Regions from separate parts of the Mus musculus genome. Here all the other regions are linked to region 1. Evidence: chromatin loops called from intact Hi-C (ENCODE). Cell type or tissue: heart. All regions are shown on one strand. Links, peaks and the distances in the headings refer to the core of each region. The heading gives the core; the rest is flanking DNA.

Region 1 (7,584 bases), core at 2,131-4,630:
CATCTCCCAGGTGACTGTCAATTCTGTAAAATTGACATTTAACATTATCATACGAGATATTTCAGGTGAGTGAGTGGGAAGGTCACTGGAGCAAGGATAGGAAATCCCAAGTGTGGGCACTCCTCCGGAGACACGAGTCTCTCAGGGCTGGAGAGGTGATGGAGCAGGTAAAGAGATAGATACTATGCTACTTATACAGAGGTCATGTGCTTGGTTCTCAACACCTGGTACCCAACGACCTCTAACTCCAGCTCCCACGGGATCTGCTGCTTTTTTCTGGCCTCTGAGGGTACATGCATGCATGTACATGTGTGTACACACACACACACACAGAGAGACACAGAGAGACAGAGAAAAGTAAGAGAGAGAGAGAGCGGGGAGCACACAATTTGGGAGGTTTGGGTTCTACAGGGTTTCTCTGTGTAGCTCTGGCTGTCCTGGAACTCACTCTGTAGACCAGGCTGGACTCGAACTCAGAGAGATCCGTTTGACTCTGCCTCCCGAGTGCTGGGGTTAAAGGTATGTGCCCCTACTGCTCTGCTGAGATTTTTTTCTTCCTTTAAAGAAAACAAGGCTGGTCTGGTGCTTTGCCTGAGGAAGGTGCCACTGTCACTCACAATTCTATGTGTCCTTGACAAGCCCTCCTCCTGGGCTGAGCAGGGGTGTGTGGAGTTGAGAGAGCTTGAGCAGGCGAGTCCTAAGGAGGCCTGTGTTGGGCCCTGGGCTGTCTGGTTTCATGTCAGCCTGACACAAACTAGAGCCTTTTGGAAGACTCCCCATCAGATTGGCTTGTGGTCAAGCCCGGGTTGGCATTTTCTTGATTGACAATTAAGTGTGTGAGCACCAAGTTCTCTGTTGGCAGTGCCATCCTCGGACTGGTGGTTCTGAGGACTATGAGAAAGCAGGTTGAGCAAACCGTGAGGGTCAATACACTAAGCAGCGCTCTTCCAAGGCTTCTGCATCAGCTCCTGCCTTCAGGCTCTGCTTGAGTTCTGGCACGGACTTCCCTGGATAATGGGCTCATAAGTCATAGGGCAAAATAAGCCTTAAAAAAAAATCACAGCAGTAGAAACCCTAACTAATACAGGTCCAGACAGCCTGGAAGCTGCTGGCTCTACCTGCTGGCTCTCCTGCCTTCAGGGGCTAAGCATGGTTGCAAAGCCCGACCTTGTCACTTTTCTTTCTCCTTTGTATCCTGTCACACCATGTCACAGCCTAATGTCAGAGTTGATGTCACAGGGGTTTGGCTTCCTTGCACAGCTCTCGTCTGAGCTCATCAATGTGTGGCTCCCAACTTCTAGGTCCCTGTCTTACTTAGGGTTTTACTGCTGTGAACAGACACCATGACCAAGGCAAGTCTTATAAAGGACAACATTTAATTGAGGCTACCTTACTGGTTCAGAGGTTCAGTCCATTATCGTCATAGCAGGAACGAGGCAGCATCCAGGCAGGCATGGTGCAGGAGGAGCTGAGAGTTCTACATCTTCATCTGAAGGCTGCTAGCAGAATACTGGCTTCCAGGCAGCTAGGATGAGAGTCTTAAAGGCCACATCCACAGTGACACACCTACTCCAACAGGGCCATACCCACTCCAACAGGGCCATACCTTCTAACAGTGCCACTCCCTGGGCCAAGCATATACAAACCATCACAGCCCCTCTCTGGGGCAATCTCAAAGCTCCCTGTACCTCCTCAGTGTGATTCTGGAGACTCATGGAAGGCCTGTCACCCTTATTCCCCAGGAACTCCTATCGAGGAAGCAATTGCAACTGGAAAGGAAAATTCAACAACCAGTGTAGAGGCCAGAGTCCTTTCCATTTTACTTTTAGATTTATTTATTGTATGTGTATGAGTGTTGTGTCTGCATGTATATGTGTGTGCCTGGTGTCCCCTAAAGGTCAAAACAGGGTATTGGCCCCCTTAGAACTGCAGTTACAGATGGTTGGGAGCTGTCATGGAGGCGCTAAGAACTGACCCAGAGTCCTCTGCAAGAACAGTACGGTTTTGGTTTTTTGCTTGTTTTGTTTAACTTTCCATCTTCTTTGGGCTAGAGTTCAGGAAGAAAAGTGAATCTGGATGCAGCCTGTCAAATAGAGGCCACCGCAGTTGGAACTCCTAGCCAAGGATTCCCACGGGCCCCAAGGCTAACTATGTGGGGCTCAGAGGATCTGAGTACCTGACCCAGCCTCTCAACCATTGGTGGTTCCTCTATGTTCCACAGGACTTGGGTGTAGACCTCGGAGTGCCATGTGAAGGCCCTGTGTGGCATTCCCAGTCTCCCACTTCCCAGGTCTCGGGGGCTTACAAAATGACAAAGTCGCCTGTCTGGTTGCCTGGTCTCTAAAGGCCTTGGGTGCTGTCTGCAGAGAGGATGTGTGAAAAGCACAGGGGCTGGGGTGGGTGTTGCGGAGGGGACAGAGTTTGTCACAAGCCAGGGCCATGCACCCCATGCAGCTTATAAAAGTCTGTTTTCTCCACAGCACACAGGCCAAGTGCAAAAACAAAACCAAGCAGAACAAGAGACCTGGGCTGTAGGTGAAGTGGGGAGCAAGGCCTGGCTTTGGGGTAGATCTGCATTCTCTCTCTCAGCTGGCTCCTGCTATCTATGCTGAAAGCAATACTTTGGGGTTGGGGTGTGGAGGGAGCTGGAAGGTGAGGAGTGGGGCCAGCTTTCCCAGTCTGATAGAATGGATCTGGTTTCCAACCCTTTGCCCTAATCCAACTCAATAGAGAAACTGAATCTCGGACCTGGGTTTTGCTCTTGGGTGAAGAGACATGCTCTGGACAGTGGTCCTGACTTGAGGTTACTCTTGCATTAATAACAAACGTTGGCTTGCTAATGTCGTTTCAGAGAAGGGTTGCACAGGGAGGCATCGTCTAGTTACAGGTTTCAGGGCAGCTCTCTCCTCACGGACTGAACAGTTTTACACGGTGAAGAAGAGGAGCTAAGCCCGGTATGAGGACACAAGGGGTGGAGCCGGAGGCGGGCTGTGCGTGTAAGAAACTTGCCATAAAGAGAGCGGGAAGAGAAGCAGGAGAATAGACAGCCAGGCCCCTACCAGGGAGCAAGCAGCTCTCTTAGCTTCTGTTCCTGGAAGGGTGCCAGGTGAAGACCTGCCCACTGATGACTGATTTTACAGCGCTTTCCAGGTTGAAATGTCCTCTTGGTCCCTCAGCCCCACCTCTACAGGGTCTGTAAGCTGCTGGTGCAGAACTGGGAGGCGAAGATGAGATCTGTGTTTGCGCTCATGCCTCAAGTAGCTGGACCCTGCCAGTTTTGTTCCCAGAGACTGGTTCCCCACCTGCCAGCCTCCGGGTCAGGACCACTGTAGCATTCTGAGTCTCTCTGGCTGCCTCCGGGCAAGGGTCACTTCTGGATTCCAGCCTATCCTAGGAGAGTGTCCCCACTCGGGAATTTTCAAGTGCTTCTTTCTACACACTGTCCTGAAGCGAGCCTCCGCATCTCACCTCCGCTGTAAGTCTCATCCACGGGACAAGGCTTATTGAATACCTTCCAGGAGACAGCGGGGCAAGGCCTGGAAGTGCCATGCAGTCTTTCCTCTTCACAAGGCCTGCCCTGGGACGCAAACACAGAAGCCCCCGCCACAGAGGGACTTCTCTGGAGCCGATTATACTAAATGCTTCCACTAGGTGGTGCTAAAGGTAAATGATTGGGAATGGAAAAGGCACTGGGCCCTGGAGGCGCATGGGGGTGGGGAGTTAAGAAACCCAGGGCACCAGCCCATGCTGAAGGTCAGGGCAGAAGGTTCTGTAGCAGAAATGAGCAGACCTCAGAGCTTCAATTCCAGGCTCTTCTGTTTAGAAGAAGTACACGTTTTCACAACATCCTCTACTTTGGTTTTTTCTAAAAGATGTATTTATTTTGATTTTTATGTATATGGATTTCTTGTCTGCACGGAGATGTGTGCACTACGCCCATGCAATGCCCGAAGGGGGCATTTGATCCCCTAGAACTGAACTTACAGAGGGTTGTGAGTTGCCACGTGGGCGCTGGGAACTGAGCTCCCATCCTTTGTCTGCAAGAGCAGTAAAGACTCATAGCTGCTGAGCCGTTTCTCCTGCCCGACTTCACAGCCTTCTTATTGGTGAAAATAAAACTGTAATCGTGACTGAATACAGAATGTGGGGCATACAGAATTACAGTGAGGCAAATGGACAACCCCACCACCACCACTGCTTTCCTGAGATTAAGCCCAATACCTTGTTTGTACACACTAAGCATGTGTTGTATGATAAAGTTTTTGGGCAGATGCTATACACAAGAGGGAGCCTCTAACAGACCAAAGTATGGATACCATGAAAATCCAACTTGGTGAACCATGAGAATCACTGGGGTTACTTATAGGAACAGAAATGACTCAAAGACAGCCATGTCACCAAAGCCCACCCAGCATGGGAGACAGCTCACAAAGCTGGGAACCTGGAGACACCACACAGCCTGCAGGCAGCTCAGCAGGCTGGAGAATGTCCTTTCCAGGTGCCTCAGTTGGTTTAAATCTCTTCCAGGTGGCTCAGCTGGTTTCTGCTTCTTCTAGGCACCTGCTCTGGTCTCAGAATGTTTGCAGCTTAGCTTCCCTATTTGGAGGGGGAACTCTCAGCTTTTATTGCTTGCTTTGTTGGGGAGGGGCCTAGTGAATCCTGTCGGTTTCAGGGACTACCTAAAGCTTGTTTTGAGTTGTTTACCTTCCTGTTTAAGGAAACTGTTAACTGATAAGAGCATGTTTTCTGCTGCTGGGCTACAACGCAGTTCAAGACTGAAGTTCTTTTTACAGAAGCCTGCTGGTCAGTTTTGAATCAACTTTTTCCACAGCCTAAAACCACCTAACAGGAAAGAGTCCCATGGAAGAATCCTCTACACCAGCTTGGCCTGTGAGTTTATTAGTGGAGGTCTGTCTTAATGTTAACCTATGTAAAAAGACCTAGCCCAGGCCGGTCCTGGTGGTTCATAACATTAATTCTAGCACTCAGGAGGCAGAGACAGGCAGATCTCTGTGAATTTGACACCAGCCTAGTCTACAAAGTGAGTCCAGGGCAGCTAGAACTATGCTACATAGGGAAACCACATTTCAAACAACAACAAAAGCAAAAACAAAAAACAAACAAACAAACCAAAAAAAACCTAGCCCACTGTGGGCAGCACCATTCCCTTGGCAGGGTCCTCAGCTAGGTAAGACTGGAAACAGCTAGATAAGAGTGGAAGAGGTTAAAAACCCACTTTCCCCTCAGCTGACAGGAGATATGATATGACTTGTCTTCTGCTGTGGATTCCCTAATGAAGGACCATAACGGGGAATTAATTATAAGCTAAATAAGCTCTTTCTTGCCCTAAGCAGCCTTTGGTCAAGGTATTTTTTATCACAGCAACAGAAATGAATCTAGACCAGAAAGGAAGGGGGCTGAAAGACCAGTCAGGAGCTGATCCGATGCAATCACACCAGGATCTTTATTCGACTAGCTTGGGCTCAGCCCACCATTAACTTGCAGCACGGTTTTGGTGGAGAAGAGTTCCGGACACTTATCAGGGCAAGGATTTATAGAACGTGGCAAGTAAGGGCAATATGGCAAGCTTCTAATTGGGGGGTGGGGGTGGGGGCAGGAAGTGCTACTATGTCCTTTAACATAATTGGCTGGTGCTGGAGTCAAACCATGAACTTAACTTCTGCTTCACTCTGCAGTGGTGGCTGTTAGGCAGGGAGCAGGCTTGTTGGGGATTAACCTAGAAACACTGGATTTGTTGGGGCAGACTAACCTGGAGACGTAGCTTGTCGGGGTTAGCCTAGAAACTGGAGCTCAGGGTTTTTTTTGGGGGGGGGGAGTAACTTGGAAACTAATACTAGATACAGGCTTTGAGTTCCAAACTTAGGTCAAGATCTCTGAAATGGAGTCTGAACTTAAAAGAGTTGGTCTCTCACCTTTATCAATAAACTGACTGCAAACTATAAGAGCCAGGTCTGAGCCATGCAAAGCAGGTGACAGGCAGGCTTTGGCAGGTGGCCTGACCCTGTCTAGGGTGGTCATTAAACTCACTGCTCTTTTTGGTTTCTTTGTTTTTTGTTTTTTTTTTGTTTTTTAAAGACAGGGTTTTACTCTTTAGACCAAGCTGGCTCAGAGAGCTGCCTGCCTCTGCCTCCCAAGTGCTAGGATTAGAGGTGTGTGCCACCACCACCTAGCATCTTGTTCAATTCTTTTGCTGAGTTTCGTGCCTGTCTCAAAAGTTGTGGGTTGCAATCCCTTGGGGGAAAAAAAGGACCCTTTCACAGGGGTCGCAAAGCAGATATCCTGCATATCAGATATTTACATTGCTATTCATAACAGTAGCAACATTGCAGTTATCAAGTAGCAACACAAATAATTGTATGGTTGGAGCTCACCATGACATGAGGAACTGTATTAAAGGGTCACAGCATTAGGAAGGTTGAGAAGCACTGCCTTAAAGCACTAGATGGGCTACTAACCTCTCTGATGGCTTCTGCCGACATCAGACATGCTCATTGCTCACACCCTCAGGAGACCATTTCAGCAAGTGACTTGCCACCTACCTGCCTTCCCATGGCCCCTTCCACACTGGGGCGGGGCTAATTCCAAGGGCTTACATGGAAGCCTCACTTTTCTTTTGAGTGTTTGTATTCGCTTTTTAATTGGGACTTCCACACTCATCCGCTTTTGGATCTTCCAAGAATTTCTCAGTGTTTTTGTTTGTTGGGAACGTTGTCTGGCTTTCTAGTCGTGGGACAGACTTAAAAGCAGATGGCCACTTGGGCAGAAAGCCAAATCCAAAAGTAGATCCCTCCTGGATTAAGACTAGGTCCTTGGTTTAGACATCTTAACAGTAAGAGAGAGCCTTGTTCTTCAAAATGGCTTTAAAAGTCTGAGGAACAATTCAGATCATTTTTAAAAATCAGATAGATTTAGCCAAGTATAATGGTGCATGCCTTTAGTCCTATCAGATCTGATAAAGATGCTGCTCCTTCCTAAAGGGAGAGATTGTTTCATTCTTTAAATAACGTTTTATTATTTATTTAATTAAAATGTATATGGATAAGTGTTCCATCTTCACATCCATTTGTGTATCTCATGCATACCTGGAGCTTACAGAGGCATCAGAAGAGGGCATCAGAACCAGATGATGGTGAGATGCTGTGTGGGTGCAGGGAGTCAAACCTGGGTCCACTAGAAGAGAAGCCAGCGCTCTTCACCACTGAGTGGTCTCTCTAGCCGAGTGGTTCTTAACCTTCCTAATGCTGTGGTCCTTTAATACAGTTCCTCATGCTGTGGTGACCCCTAATCATAAAATTATTTTCATAATTGCAATTTTGCTGCTGTTATGAATCATATGTCAATACCTGTGTTTTCTGATGGTCTTAGGAGACTCCTGTGAAAGGGCCATTGGACCCTCACGGGGTTGCAACCCACAGATTGAGAACCGCTGTTCTAGCCCCTTGGTTTTTGTTTTGTTTTGTTTTGTTTTGTTTTGCTGAGGCAGGATCTCACCATGTAGGCCTGGGTGTGCTAGACCTCACTACATAAGGGCTTACAATTTTAAGAGCTCAGCCTGCATTTATT
Region 2 (7,584 bases), core at 2,775-5,274, 710 kb after region 1:
ATTCTATTTTAAAATTATCTAGTTAATTCAAAATTTGTTCCAATGACAATGAAATTTAAATGTGAAATTGAACTGAACAAACTCATCTCATAAAGGATGGGGTGTGGCTTTGATCTTTAGCCTGTCTCACAATTCAGTGAACACTAGACCCTGGACTGAAAGAGTAGACAAATGACAACCACCCTTCCCTTGGTTAGAATCTGTCTCACAGGGGAAGTTTGAGGGAGGGGGACAGAATGGGGATGGTCATTTTCAAAAGTGTGGGGAATGATGTTTAAACACAAATAAATTTTTTTCTTTCCAGAAACACTATTTATTTATTTTTATTTTTTCCCTCCTTTTTTTTTTTTTTTGCGGGGGGTGGGGTGGTAGTGGTGAAATTGGCAGATGCCCCAACATCATGGCTGTATCCTGGATCACTGTGGCCCCACCAAGTATGTAGAGTAGCCCCACAGCAGTAGGTGTACCCAAGGAATGGCTTATCTCTGGCGCCCTCTTTCCTTGGCACATTCCATGTAGTTGGTACCCTTGTGGGGACCCACAGCATCCATGGAAACCATGGAGGCCCAGGCCTCTGCTGCTGAAACAAGCAGAGTCTAGGAGAGAACTGTGGCGTGAGCCATGTGGGTGCACTAAGCTGACCAGAGCCAGCCACTTTAACACTTCTCTATTGCTTTTATTTTTTAGAGTGGAAAGGGGACTTGTCAGATATGTTGCCCATGCTATGTGATTCTTTATGTTGTATTGTTTTGATTTGTAAATTGTATAATTTTTAAATATGAGTTTTAAAAAAAGAAAAAAGTACAAAAAAAATCTTGTTAAGGCCTTAAGAAGGGATATGTGCATCTTTCAGGGGTCACTCTGCCGTGGGGATAAAATAGCTGTTTTACAAACAGTTTTATTTAAAAAAACAAAAATCAAAAAAATTAAAAAAAAAACAAAACCGTAATAAACTTCATTTTAACCTTGTGTCCTTTTTCATTTACTCTTAAGTGAATGTGTCTCTTCCTTCTCCAGAATGGCCCTCCCAGGAAGTCTTTGGCTCTATTCCCCAGGGGGCTACCATCAGTCCCAATCCCTTTGTTCCTTTTCCTCTGGAAGGCAAGGTGGTCCTTGCCAGCAGAGCCTGAAACCAAACCCCAGGGTTCTTTGCCTCCTGTGGGGCCCATTCTGACTTTCTGCAGTTGACTTGAGGACATATTCTGAATCAGCATTGATTTTTGAGGATTGTAAAAGTATAATGTAATGTTAATGGATTTTTTTTAAAGAAAACAAATATTTTAAATACTCCTTTGAGTTGGAAGTAAGCAATTATAAATCAGTTCTAATGTGCTCATCAATTTGGGGTTGCAGAAATGGCAGGTTAATTTTGCTCTATGGGTATACCAAGCAGTGTGGTCCATTTCTCACCACACCCATGTGGATGGTTTATGAGTGTTGAGCTGTGTGCTGTGTCAGCTGTGGGACCGTGCTCAGACAGCTGGACAAGACCTGAATAGAAATGATGGCTTTTGAACTGGTTAGCGTCTCTTGTTGGTAACCTGGATTAACACGGTTAAAATGAAATTGATAGATTTCAGGTGTCATGGACTAAGCCATAAAACTTGAAGAATGGGTGTCTTGAGGAAAATATTTTCCTGACAGCCGATGTTCGTCACTTTCCCTTTTGTTCTTTTGTTCCCATTCCATTTGCTGGTGGGACCTGAGCACAGCTTTATTGATGAGATTCAGAAATGACTTGAGTGGGCAGTGACCCTATTCAGTTCCTCTTGATGGCAGTTTCCTGACTTGGGCAGTGCCGTGGCTGTCTCTGCCTTTCAGTTCCTGCAGTTTATAAGGTCAGTGCATGTGTGTTGTAATAGGTTTTGTGAAAGCAGTTTTAGGTTCATGGTAGCTTTGGACAGAAGATAAGCTCCTATGGACCTGCATCCTCCTGTGGCAGCTCATCTCATTGTGGGTGTGGCCCTCTGGAGTAGCACATGTGTTGTGATACTTCATAATTGCCTCTTACGTCTGTGATTTATGTCAAGGTTTGCTCCTTATGCTGTGTACTGGATACTTCATAGATTTACACAAACTTATAACACCCGTGCACCCCCATTACTGTTTCTTACAGGACAGCTCGCTACCCTAATACAGCTGTGCCAATTGCTTCTCCCTTCCTTTCCAAAACCTGACAGCCAATGGTCTTTTTATCATCATCATAGTTTTGCCTTTTCTAGAGTGGTGTATAGTTAGTCATACAGTGTATAGCCACTTCAGATTGGCTGTTTCCAACTTAGTGATACATGTTTATGGTTCCTTCATGTATTTATGGCTACAAAGTTCATTTTTTTTTTTGTTGCTGCCAAAAAAATACTCTATTGTCTAGATATGCCCAGTTTTTCCTACTTCCTGTTTGCCAAAGGACATCTTTATTGCTTCCAATTTGGGCACTTATAAATAGAGCTACCATAAATACTGTGCAGGTTTCTGTGTAAGCACACGTTTTCAGATCAGTGTGTCATATGGTAAAGAAATGTTGTATAAGCAACTGCTAAACTTCCTTTTTTTCTTTTTCTTTTTTCTTTTCCTTTTTTTTTTTTTTTTTTTTTTTTTTTGCTATTCTTATGACCCATGAATGGGAGTTCCTGTTAACATCCTTGCCAGCGTGTGGAGATATTTTTTATGTTAGCCATATTGATAGGTATGTATGTATGTAGATTATTTTTAATACTCTAAACAATATAATCAAGGGGGTAGAGGGTATGAGGGACTTGGGAGGAAGAAAGAAGGAGGGGGAAAAGAGGGGCAGAATCAGGTATTGGAGGAGATGCACAGAGGATCAGGAAATTGAAAAGAGGTGTATAGCAATGGGGGATGGGGAACTGGGGGTAGCAACCAGGAAATTCCAGATGCCAGGAAAGCAAGAGCCTCCCAGGACCCCATGGGGATTGCATTAGCTGAAATACCACAAAGGGGAGGGAGAACCTGTCAAGACTATATCCAGAGGTTAGACATGGTCCCCCCTGGTTGAGGGATGGGGCCACCTACCCGTCTCCAAAATGTTAACCCAGAATTGCTCCTGTCTAAAGGAAATACAGGGACAAAGTGTGGAGCAGAGACTGAAGAAAAGGCCATCTAAAGATTGCCCCACCTGGGGATCCATGCAGGCACCAAACCCAGACACTATTGCTGATGCCAAGAAGTGCTTGCTGACAGGAGCCTGATACAGCTGTCTTCTGAGAGGCTCTGCCAGATCCTGACCAGTACAGATGTGGATGCAGCCAACCATTGGACTGAGGAGTTAAGGGAAGGACTGAAGGAACTGAAGGGCCTTATCTGGCATTAATGTGAGGGGAGGCCCTTGGTCCTGTGAAGGCTTGATGCCCCAGTGTAGAGGAATGCTAGGCCTGTGAGGCATGGGTGGGTGGGGGAGCACCCTCATAGAAACAGTGTAAGAGGGGATCGGATAGGAGGTTTGCAGAGGGGGAACCAGGAAAGAGGATAACATTAGAAATGTAAATGAAAAGCACAACTGGATCTCCTTGGAGAAGGGGGTATTTTCAGATGACCTGGATGGACAGCAAAGGAATCAAATCCCTTAAATAAAAATGTACTTGACTTCATAAAAACCTTTAATTTTTATTTATATATGACTGTGTTCTACTTGTGTGCCTAGTACCTGTAGAAGGTCCTCTGGAACTAGATTTACAGAACAGTTGTAAGCTGGCATGTGGGTGCAGGGATCTGAACCTGAGTCCTCTGGAAGATCAACCAGCAATCTTAGCCATTGAGCCATTTCTCTAGGCTCTCTTTTAAAAGCATATTAAAATTTAGAGTTGTGATTTTTTTTAGAAGTGTGAATATTTTCTTTATGTTCTGCAACTAAGATCTGACATTTTTTCATCTTGCAAAATAGAAACTGCCCATTAAACAACTCCTATGAGTTTGCAGCTTCCCCTGCCTGTAATCTCTGGCTCCCCCCAGTGATGGTTGTTGGGACTGCAGCTCAAGAGGCTACCCATTTCTTAAGCTAGATATTTGACACTCTTGTGGGTAGAGCTGGGAATTAGAAGTTTCCTTCCATTGACATGGCTATTCCCCAAACGAAGAAATGTCATAAAAATGATCAAACCTTCCTCTTAATGGAACTTCACTGGCTGGCTACTACAGCTTCGTAACTGGTCTAGAGTTCTCACAATAGTGTTTGGGTCATATAGGGCTCTCTGAAGCCTACAGGACTCAAGTGTAGACCTAATTCACTTCATAGCTACAGTATTTTGAAGCTCAGTGTCTCATGAGAGTGTCTAGAGGGCCCACCAGTACATTGTACATTTAACCCCGTGACATGGGTCCCAAAGCATGGCTAGTTTGAGTTTTTCTAAAGCAATAAGTCAGTATTGGCCATCAGTGAACTATCATGTGCAAGCAGTACAGAATTGCTGCTCAGATCAAGTAGTAGTCTGGTACAGTGCAATACCACATTGACTTGCTGTCACTTATGCTCTTATAGCATGAAAACACCTGCCTCTGAGGACCCTGGGGAGAACTAATGAGTTGGCACGTGCGGTGGGAACAGCAGTGCCTGGCACAGAAGTACCAGCCTTGGAAGGCACAAGCCTCACTCTTTAATTTTCCTTGTGGTTGGCCCATCCTAACCACAGGCCTCTGGCATAAGGGGAATACCACTCTCCATATGCCATTAAAATGACTTGGGGGCAGACTTGACACACAAGAAGTAAAGGTAAATGAAGATTCATTTTTGTTCAAAAAGCAACTGGACCATCCTTTAGATGTCAGTTCTCTCTGACAGTGACCAGATCTGAGAAGTTCCAGGTTGTGTAATCAACTGAATGACTTCAGACTTGTTCTAAAGATTTATGTAGATTCCAACTGCCTTCCTTTTACTGTTGTTTGCTTGTTCACACAGGCCATTCTACTAGCACTTGCTACCATAACTAGGTAGCTTAGCCTTTCCTTGTCATCAGCCCATCATTTTCTGCAAACAAGAGGGCCAGTGGTGCTTGGGCCATGGAGCCTAGCCTGCCCAGCCAATTTTTCCTTCCACCTTCACGCTTTAGCACAGCAGGTTCTCAACCTGTGGGTTGAAATCCCTTTTCATTTGTGTGTTGTGGTCAAATGATCCCTCACAGGAGTCACATATCTGATACTAACAATTCATGACAACAGAATTACAGTTATGAAGTAACAATGAAATGGTTTTTTTGGTCGGTAGTCACCACAGTGTGAAGAACTGTATTAAAGGGTTGCAGCATTAGGAAGATTGAGAACTACTGCTCTAGCTTGCCAGTTAACAGCTTGGCTTAGCACAAGAGAACAAAGGGCAGCCTTAGCTCCTTTGTAAGGAACAAAGTGCCTAGGCAATGTTAGTATTTCCTTTCATGAGTGACTGGAGTAAGGACTAAGAGGGGTCCCCAACGAATCCTGGAAGCAGCCATGGGGCTGCAGACTGGGCTGTGGCCAATGGTCATATCCACAGCTCTCTTTTGCATGTGGTGGGCTTGATGGATAACTGACCTGTCTGCTATCCTCCAAGTCCTGTGCCACTTCCTGAGTTAGGCAGCCTGCTGCAAGTAAAGTTTGAGAACATGTCTGTACAAAGTGAGGGAGTTCATGATAGAAGGCAGCATAGGTCGTGGTGACCTTAGCAGTACACAGTAAATCCACAAACCTCCAAAAGAAAGATTTCGGGACCTGAAGATGGTGCACTTCCAAGAGCAGAAGTATGGAAGGACAAACACAAGTAGGGCAGGCTGTGCTTCAGATATGAGATCCAATCAGACACAGCAGAAGTCATAAGTCCCAAGCCATTAATCCTATTGGAGGAGGTCTTGATGGGGGTGGGGCAGGAATGTTAGGGTCTAGTGCAACATTTCTGTCAGGAAAAGAGGTGCTGTGGCAGATCAGATCTCTTGGTGTTACATAGGTCTTGTACCTCAAGGAACTGAGGACAGGTGTACTGGTTCTGGCTAGGTCACTGCTGAGCAAGTGTATCGAGTAACGGTCCTTTGCTGAACTTCTATGATAGACTTCCCAGCCACAAGGCAACAGATCTCATGCTGAGGATGCAGCTCAGTGGTAGAGCATTTGCTCTACATATCTAAGGCTCTGAGGACAGTAACAAGCAACACACAACAGAAAGCTCCTGTGGCAGATCTTACTGGTTCTTGCTATCTGCTGGGGAGCTTCACTTGTAAGTTCTCTGCTCTTCCACTTCAGCTTCAGCACTGCTTCAAAGAGCTGATCAGCCTACAGGTAGCCTTTAAGGAACCAGTGTGACCAACACACAGTAGCAAGAGTGCTGGTAAAGATGAAGAGAACACCTTAGACCACCCACCAGTTCCCAAGTGTGAACACTTGGGCTTTAGTCACAGATCCAAAGGCAAAGGTCTGGATGTGTATGGGGTGGCAAAAATGGCACAGAAGAGTCAGTGACCAGGACAGACACTAATGGGAGTGATGATGTAGTCAACAATTCAGTAAAAGCCATTGGGTTTTATGGTGGAGACAGTACGTAGAAGGAACTGGGGCAGCATCTTAGGATCTTGCTGAACCCAGAGGAGGGAAGGTGTTGGGAGTAGAGTACACTGCCCGGAGTACTTGCTTACATGCACACCACATGTGTGTGCATGTAATTCATGGACTAGAAGTGACAGGAGTGGCAGAGATTATGTGTTGACCCTCTGTAACTTCAGCCTGGGCAACAAAAAACAACAAAACTGGAGCAGTGGATGACTAAGGCTATACTAGCTGATAGGCCTGTGGGTGATGGACTGAAGGACACAAGGAAGGGAGGAGAGAGGTACCAGAGTGTAAGATAAGGTTAACCTAACCCAGATTCTCACTTCTGGGACACCCCTCTAGCCCTAACATAATCCTCACATGGATCAGCCCTTAAGACAGAGATAGAAGAATGTTCTAATCCTAAACTAAACTGATGTGGTTCATCCCTCATCTACGACTGATGCCACGTTTCCTTAGGATGCTGGATCCACCTAATGAAGGTGGAAGTTGACTCTTGCAAGGTGCCATGGTCACCATAGTGTCTTATGTAGAGCAATCTCCATGCACCTAGAGCCTCATCAGAGGAGAATATTCATACCTGTTAAGCAGGGATGGTGGCCACCTCACCCTGCTAGCCTGGGTACTGCTATGCGTGACTCTGCCCTTAGATATGTGGTGTAAGGGTAGAGCTGGAAGGGAAAGTATGGCTGCAAACCTGAATTATGTGACACTTGTGGCTCCTAGCATTGGCTTGACCAGATTTCTACAAAAGTGATAGACATCTTTCTCACATGGATCAGCCCTTAACATGAAAATAGAATGTTGGGTGAAGTCCCCTGTACTTCAGACCACTGAAGCAATATGCTGTGTCTCAAGGCCATGTCCAAAAGGAGACTGATGGTATTATGGGGCAGGTGTGGCTTCCACAAATGTCACACCAGGCTTGCATGTCTTTTACCAAATGCTATGATTCGTGAAGTGTAGCACTTTAGAGATACAATACTAGTGAATTTGTCCCATGTGACATTTTGTGAAATTGAAATATAAGGCTTCTAGCTGGGCAGTGGTGGTGCACAC
Region 3 (7,584 bases), core at 2,775-5,274, 310 kb after region 1:
AAAATAGTTGTTAGTTAAGAAAACAAGTACTAAGTTAACTGTCTAGTGCAAGGCTGTAGAGATGGCTTGGTGGTTTAAAGCACTTGTTGCTCTTGCAGAAGACCTAGGTTCAGTTCCCAGGACCCACATGGTGGCTCACAACCATTTATAACTCTAGTTTCATGGGATCATGGGGAGCCTTCTTCTGACCTCTACAAGTACCAGGCACTCATGTGATGCACATACATACATGTAGACAAAATACTCATACACATAAAAATAAATACGAAAAATTATTAAAAAATTAAATAGATTTAAGCATCTATTGTTCTATAAGAGAGAAGTCAGCCATGCCTGTCACAAGAACTTTCTGTCAGTTGCAGGCCAGGGGCTGTGACAATGGCTCAGTGGGTGCTGCACAAGTTTGAGGAACCAAGTTTGGGTCCCTAGCACTAGAAGCTAGGCATGGCAGCTTGCACCAGAAACCCTGTGCTGAAGAGGCAGAGACAGGAGTGTCCTTGGGACTTGCTGGCCAAATCCAGGAACTCTGGCTTCAGCCTTGTCTAAAACACACGATAGGTTGGTAATTGAGAATACCCAGTGTCCACCTCAGGCCTCTACCTGTGCACACAGATACGTGAACACACACACCCTTCAAAGGAAGGGAGGAAATAAATGCAGTCCATTGTGTGGCGTGACTTCCCAGAATGCACTGATAAAACATAAAGACAGCGAGGAGATAGACAAATGATGGAGCCAGGAGGCCTGAGGACCATCTAAGCCCTCCTTCTGTGTGTGCAGCTTAACAAGATATTGTCAGACTTAAGCCTTCAATGGAGCTGGGCAGCGGTAGTGCATGCCTTTAATCCCAGCACTCAGGAGGTAGAGACAGGCAGATTTCTGAATTCGAGGCCAGCCTGGTCTACAAAATACTTCCAGGACAGCCAGGGCTACCCAGAGAAACCCTGTCTCAAAAAAAAAAAAAAAAACCAAAAGAACAAACACAAAAACAAAAATCCTTCAGTGGGAAGCCTCAATTCTAAAAATAGCATGTTATAACCAACAGTCATGACGTTAGTCATGAGGTAGTGAGCCATCTCAACAAGTGAGATATGAGCAGACCAAGCAGACACATGTGGATTTTGGCAGCTGAGTCTCATGCCAGCCACAGCACCCTCTGGGGTTACAGTTCCCTCAGGCTGTGCAGGGCATGGGGGCTACACACCTTTCTAATTCTAGTACTCAGGGGGCAGAGGCAGGCAGATCTCTATGAGTACAAGGCCAGCCTGGTCAATGAATTTAAATTCCAGCAGCACTTGGGAGAGCAGATCCACACCTGGCTTGGGCAGCACAGTGAGCTGGCCCTGGTGGCCCTGGGCTCAGAGAGCTGCCCTAAGGGTGTAGGAGCAGGAAATCTGGCTCATCTCCTTGCTGGCTTCGGTCTTAGGTGAGCTAGCTGGGGCATGTCAGGAGAGCTGGCCCTGGTGGTGTGGATGCTGGAGAGCTGTTGGGCAAACCAACTCAGCTCCCAACCAGATCCGGAGCCAGGGCTCTGAGCTGTCCCGTTCCAGCATCCCTCCTATCTGCGAACCGCTGGGGCTTGTGAAGGGGCTGATCCTGGTCCTGCAGAACCAAAGCTGCAGGATCCCCACGACACAGGTGAGGATCCAGTACTGATAGTGGAGCAGATCGCTTCCCAGCCTTTTGATTAAGATCAAGGGTGGATAGTGGAGCAGAACCCAGAGGCCTCGGACCAGACCGATGACTCAATTGCAATAAACATTTGCAAGTGAACCTGTTTGGTATACCGTGTGACACACCACAGCCTCCTCAGTGAGATGTTTTTTTTAAAGATGTATTTATTTTATACATATGAGTACACCACCACTGCTCTCTTCAGGCACACCAGAAGAGGGTACCAGACTCCATTACAGATGGTTGTGAGCCACCATGTGGTTGTTGGGAATTGAACTCAGGACCTCTGGAAGAGCAGTTGGTATTCTTAACCACTGAGCCATCTCTCCAGCCTGAGATGTTTATTTTTATTGGGGGGGGGGCACGGAGAGAGGTTGCAAGAGTGGAGGGCTGATATAAAGGGGTGGGAGAAGAGTGTGACTGGGGTATATGATATGAGCCTTTAATCCCAGCACATGGGAGGCAGAGGCAGGTGGATTTCTAAGTTCAAGGTCAGCTTGGTCTACAGAATGAGTTCCAGGACAACCAGGGTTATACAGAGAAACCCTGTCTCGAAACCTCCCCAACCCCCACCCCACCCCAAATATCAGAACAAACAAAAAAATTCATCTATCTTTGAACTGCCTATAAGAAGAAGCAAAGGAGTCTTATAAGCCAAGAAAGGAATCACTCAGACACTTGGATTTGAGGTAAAATTAAGGAGGTTAGAGTTGGCCATGGTGGCACTCAGCTTCAGTCTCTGCTCAGGCAGGAAGATTGCAAGTTTAAGGTCAGCAGGAAGGGAAGTGGGCAGGGATAAAAAGGAACAGCCAGGCATGGTGGTGTACTCCTGAAATCGCAGCACTTGCGAGATGAAGGCCGACGAGAGGTTTAAGTAGACACCCAGCGTGGATGTAGAAACTGTATCGTTTCACTGTTTGCTCTGTTTAGCAAAGAGGCTGACTTCTATCACAGTGACAGTAACCTCCTCTCCCACCTCCCTTCCCCAGGGGCAGATGCCCATCTCCACGAAGAGACAGTCATGCATGCGTGCTTGCGTGTGTCCGTGGTTCATTCTGTTGTGCCATGGTCTTGCCCATTTGGCCAGTTTCCTCTTTCTTTGTGTTTTCCTCCCATTCTGACAAGTTCTTTATCTGCAAACGGAACTACTTCCCATGAAAAGCTTGACTACCCAGAGCAACTGACCCGAGCAGGAGCTGCGCACCCTGGAGCTGGGTACGCTTACAGTTGGCTTTGTAGTAGTTTTGTTTTTGTGGCTCAGGGTGGCCTCAAGCTTATTGTATAGTCAAAGATGTCTGGTTTCCTTATTCCCCTGCCTCTCCCACATCCCCAAGTGCTAGGATTCCAGGCACGCACCAACTATACCTATTTTATGGAGGAATAAGGTTCAAACCCAGAGCTTCATGCATGCTAGGCAAACATTCTACAAACTGGCCCACATGCCTGGATCTACTGTTGGCCTTTGTAACCAAAGATTCCTCGTTTATGGGTTCAGCCAAACCCATATCAAAAACATACAAGGCAGGGCTGTTGAGATCGTAATAAAGATTTCAACTCTGACCTCTCTGATGATAACATAAGACTTGTGCGTTCTCAGCTGCATCAGGGACCCAAAATCCCAACCTGGAACTACCACCAAGAAGTCCTAGGTCTCAACTGGGTATGGTGACATAGACCTGTAATCCTGTAATCTTAGCACCCAGAAAGTGAAGGCAGGAGAACCCTAAATTCAAAGTCATTCTCAGATACATATCAAGGCTGAGACCAGCCCAGAATACACAAGACCCTTTCTCAGAAGGGGCCGACAAGAGGGGTCCCAGGACTCATGGAGGGGATGAAACTACACAGCATCATTTTGCATGTTGCAAATGTCTACAACTTGCAATGGTTTCAACGAGCAGAGCAGGCATGGACATCATAGACTTGTGTCTACCTGGGTATGTCAGAGAAGTTGGGCTGGATTCTTCCCCTAAGGAGGTGGGATTTCGCTGTGTAGCCCTGGCTGTCCTCGAACTCAGGTATCTGTCTCTACCTCCCCAGTGCTGGGATTAAAGGGGTGCGGCACCACTTCCGGCTGCAACTTTAGTGTTCTAAGACTAATTTACAGAGAATTGCATGTGGGGTCTGTTAGTCCATACTGGAGACAGATGAGAACCTGGGGTGTTCTAGGCCTAGTCAGAAATCAGGTTGCCAGCGGAGCTATCCAATGCCACTCCCAGCTGCGGCAGTCTATGAAGACCTGGCTTTCACCACAAACCTCAGAGCACCCAGGGAGAGCATGGGAGAGACAGGGTCACGGCTTTGTGCCAAAATTCCCCCCTCACCCCCGAGCTAGATAGACTTACACCCTCTGGGCAGTGCTTTCAGACATCCCGGGGACGTCTTGTTTGTAGAAGCGACATAGGAGATCAGAAATAGAGGCTGTTCTAGTAAAATGGACTGGGCAGCGCCACCTGTTGCCAGTCTAAGCGTATAACTGAAAAGAGAAGGAACTGTGGAGATCGTCTAGGATTTAATTGAACCAGGCTGATGATCTCCATGGCTCCTTTTTACTTCTGGTTCGTAATACTTATTTTCAGTTTGTGATGACCCGAAACACAGCTATCTGGACGCCCACTGCTGCCGCTATTCATGGGGTGTAAAGCGCCGGCGCGTCCCACCCCCCAAAGTAGGGAGTCTCACCCTTAGCCCTCCTAAATTCCCCCTACCTGGGAACCACAGCTAAACTGTAGCTCTGGGTTCCATCACCCTTTGAACACGCCAGGGACTATTTCCTACAGAGAAGGATGCTCAGAGGTAATATTGTCCAGTCGCTGCTGTTTTGGACTGAGATTCTACAGGAAGCTTCAACAAACCAAACCAAAGCGCAAACCTCTCAAGATAAATGCCTCTTAATCCAAGGTTCGTAGCACCCAAACGGAGGGTCCAGTTCCTTGGGGCTCCGAGGCTGCGGGGGATGTGATAGGACGTCCCCACCCCCACCCTGTTTTAACTCCGCTAGGAAAACCACCTTGAAAATAGCAATTTGCTTTTGCTCCTCCTTCTGCTTCCTTTGGCTCTTTCCTGCCTGTAGAGTCCACCTCCTCTGCCCAGCCAGTCTCTTCGTATGTTCTGTTTTACAGAACGAGATGCTGCCCAACTCGTGGATATCACAGTCTTCAAAGCATCCTAGCAGGCAGCACACAGCTGCCAAAGCTACACAGCAAAGACGGAATGGTGGAAAGTAAAGAAGGGAATAGAAGGCAGGGAAGTAGTAAGGGAGGGAGGGGAGGAAAGACAGGGAGAACAGCCGCAGACTGTAATCTGAGATATCTGTGACACAGGCACCCCTCCTCCCACCATTCTGGATGTGATAACCCATTGCAGAAGTGGTCCTGATGTTGCACCTCATTACTAGGGTTGTAGTAGTCTACAGTGTCCAGACAGCTTTCTTGAGCTCAGCACAAAATGAAGGACTCCTGGGCTGGAGAGATGATGGCTCAGGGGTTAAAAGCACTGACTGCTCTTCCCAGCAACCACATGGTGGCTCATAACCATCTGTAATGGGGATCTGATGCCCTCTTCTGGTGTGTCTGAAGACAGTGACAGTGTACTCGCATACATGAAATAAATAAATCTTAAAACAAAACAAAACAAGGACTCCCTTTTCTTTGCTGGACTTCTTCTCTGCCTGATCTGGAGAGCCCAATCTACACTCTACCTGGGGAATGTAACTGTAATTACGGGGAAATTACAGGTTCAACTCCCTGGAACCCCTCTCCATGAAAATGAGAAACCTTAAGCCTCAGCCAGTGAAACTTCACCCTAAGAAGAAGCCCTTCCCACTCTTTAAGGTTCATATCGCCCTGGTTTACCCCAAATAAAGTATAGGAGTACAAGCTCACCCATTGGTTTGTGCACAAGCTAAAACTGTTTCAAGAGCTGTTTCATTGAAGACTGTAAGAGAAGGCCTACACACACACACACACACACACACACACACAAAACACACATACACACACACACTCCCAGCTGGACCAGGATCCTGCAGAGCCCACCTGGTGTACAGTGACATCTGGACATCCTGAAAAAGAGAAAACAGAGGAGATGAACCACAGCTGGACCCCAACATATATACCACACCCTCTGGCGTATCTGTCTGGAAAGTAAAGGAACTCATTAAAACCTACCAATTCCTGAGCTGGAAAACCATAAATCCCTGGGCTTGCCTTTAAAGCCCCACTCTGGAAATTTCCACCCTGGAAAACTCTACCCCCGAGAAACCCTGTATACATCTGTCTCTTGCTCAGCTCTTTGGGGCTTTTCATGTAAGCAGAGGCAGCCACCCTCTGGGTCTTTTCTGATAAATCTCTGTATAAGGTTCCTTGTATGGTGTGACCATATGATATTCCTTGGCTCTGGAATGCCAGGATACATTCCCCCATCAGAGCTTCAGTCTTTCCACTGGGGAAGCCTTTCCCCTCAGAGCTGTAACACACTGTCCTCCTTACACAGGCCCAGACCCTCTTCCCCAACACAGAAGAAAATAAATAAATGTCATTTTTAAAAAGTTTGCTTGGGGGAAGAGGAGGGGCTAGTGAGATGGCTCAGTAGTTAAGAGTACTGACTGCTCTTCTGGAGGTCCTAAGTTCAAATTCCAGCAACCACATGGTGGCTCACAACCACCCATCATGAGATCTGACACCCTCTTCTGGTGTGTCTGAAGACAGCTACAGTGTACTTAGATATAATAAATAAATAGACCTTTTTAAAAAAAAGTTTGCTGGAGGTTGGTGACTCATGCCTTTTAAAAATCCCAGCACTGGGAAGGCAGAGGCAGATGGGTCTCTGAGTTCTAGGCCAGCCTGGTCTACTGTGTAAGTTCTAGGCCAGCCTGGTCTACAAAGTAAATTCCAGGACAGACTACACAGAGAAACCCTGTCTGAAAAAAATAAAATAACTTTCTGTGTCTGTGGGGTGAAACCCACAAAGATGATAACAATTTTTCAGACAGAGCAACTCTTTCATGCATGAAGGAGTGGACATCTGGGCTGGAGTAGGGAATTATCAGGAGGAGGACTCACTTGAGGGCAGGGTTGGAAGCTGGGGGCAGATATGGACTCCCAGGAGCTCCTTATTCAAGCCTTGAGCAACCACTGCAGCCAAGGCTCTAGTCCAGCCCAATGCACAAAGGACAGGCTTCTTGGAAGGATGCTCACTGGGCAGTGGTGGTGCACGCCTTTCATCCCAGCACTTGGGAGGCAGAAGCAGGTGGATTTCTGAGTTTGAGACCAGCTTGGTCTACAGAGTGAGTTCCAGGACAGCCAGGGCTATACAGAGACACCTTGTCTTGAAATAAACCAAAAAAGAAAGAAAGGAAGAAAAGAAAAGAAAGGAAGAAAAGAATCACGGGTGTTTTCTGAAGAGCTCCAGCTTGAGTCCCCAGTGCATCAGCTCAGCATATGCTGAGGTGGCTCATCTAGCTCCTTTCATGAGCAGCCTTCTGGGCTGTTGGGATCTCTTCGTTTTGGAAATATCACTGCTTCCAGGAGTTCTGACTACCTGTGTAAGTGTGTTTCAAGAGGTGGGGCCAGAGCAGTGCCCTTAGCATCTAGGTGGTAAATCTGGCTGCCCTGGATACACAGAATGGCCAGCAATGGAGTGGGGGTGGGGATAGGTGAGTGTACTGGTTTGTGTGTCAACTGGACACAAGCTGGAGTCATCAGCAAAAGGAGCCTTGGTTGAATAAATGCCTCCATGAGATCCAGCTGTGAGGCATTTTCTCAATTAGTGATCAATGCAGGAGGGCCCAGCCCATAGTGGGCGGGGCCATCCCTAAGCTAGTAGTAATCCTATAAGAGTTCTATAAGAAAGCAGGCTGATCAAACCACAGGAAGCAAGCCAGTAAGCAGCACCCTCCATGGCCTCTGC

The links. A loop is a pair of places that touch in the nucleus more often than their neighbours do. Peaks named below come from ENCODE experiments on the same cell type or tissue, not always from the same donor. Only the 100,000 strongest peaks of a DNase experiment are listed, where the experiment ranks them.
Region 2: it touches region 1 in a loop (5-fold over the local background); 9 of 42 quality-filtered maps call a loop at or near these places.
Region 3: it touches region 1 in a loop (9-fold over the local background); 18 of 42 quality-filtered maps call a loop at or near these places.

What each region holds. Positions count from the first base shown.
Region 1 is chr15:83,514,404-83,521,987 of GRCm38, reverse strand. It overlaps a transcript of Ttll1 not described here. Among named protein-coding and RNA genes, the nearest start is that of Ttll1, 7.3 kb to the right of the region's middle. In heart, for the core only: a CTCF peak has its summit at 3,637 (motif pointing right); DNase peaks (open chromatin) are centred at 3,167 and 3,647; H3K4me3 peaks cover 375 bases; H3K27ac peaks cover 1,171 bases.
Region 2 is chr15:82,801,832-82,809,415 of GRCm38, reverse strand. It overlaps Tcf20 (transcription factor 20), which reads left to right. Exons shown (of 5, transcript NM_013836.3): 5 at 1-794. Among named protein-coding and RNA genes, the nearest start is that of Cyp2d26, 11 kb to the right of the region's middle. In heart, for the core only: no CTCF peak of the experiment used is centred there; a DNase peak (open chromatin) is centred at 3,945.
Region 3 is chr15:83,206,930-83,214,513 of GRCm38, reverse strand. No RefSeq gene overlaps it. Among named protein-coding and RNA genes, the nearest start is that of Cyb5r3, 39 kb to the right of the region's middle. In heart, for the core only: CTCF peaks have their summits at 4,137 (motif pointing left) and 5,235 (motif pointing left); a DNase peak (open chromatin) is centred at 4,093; H3K4me3 peaks cover 1,052 bases.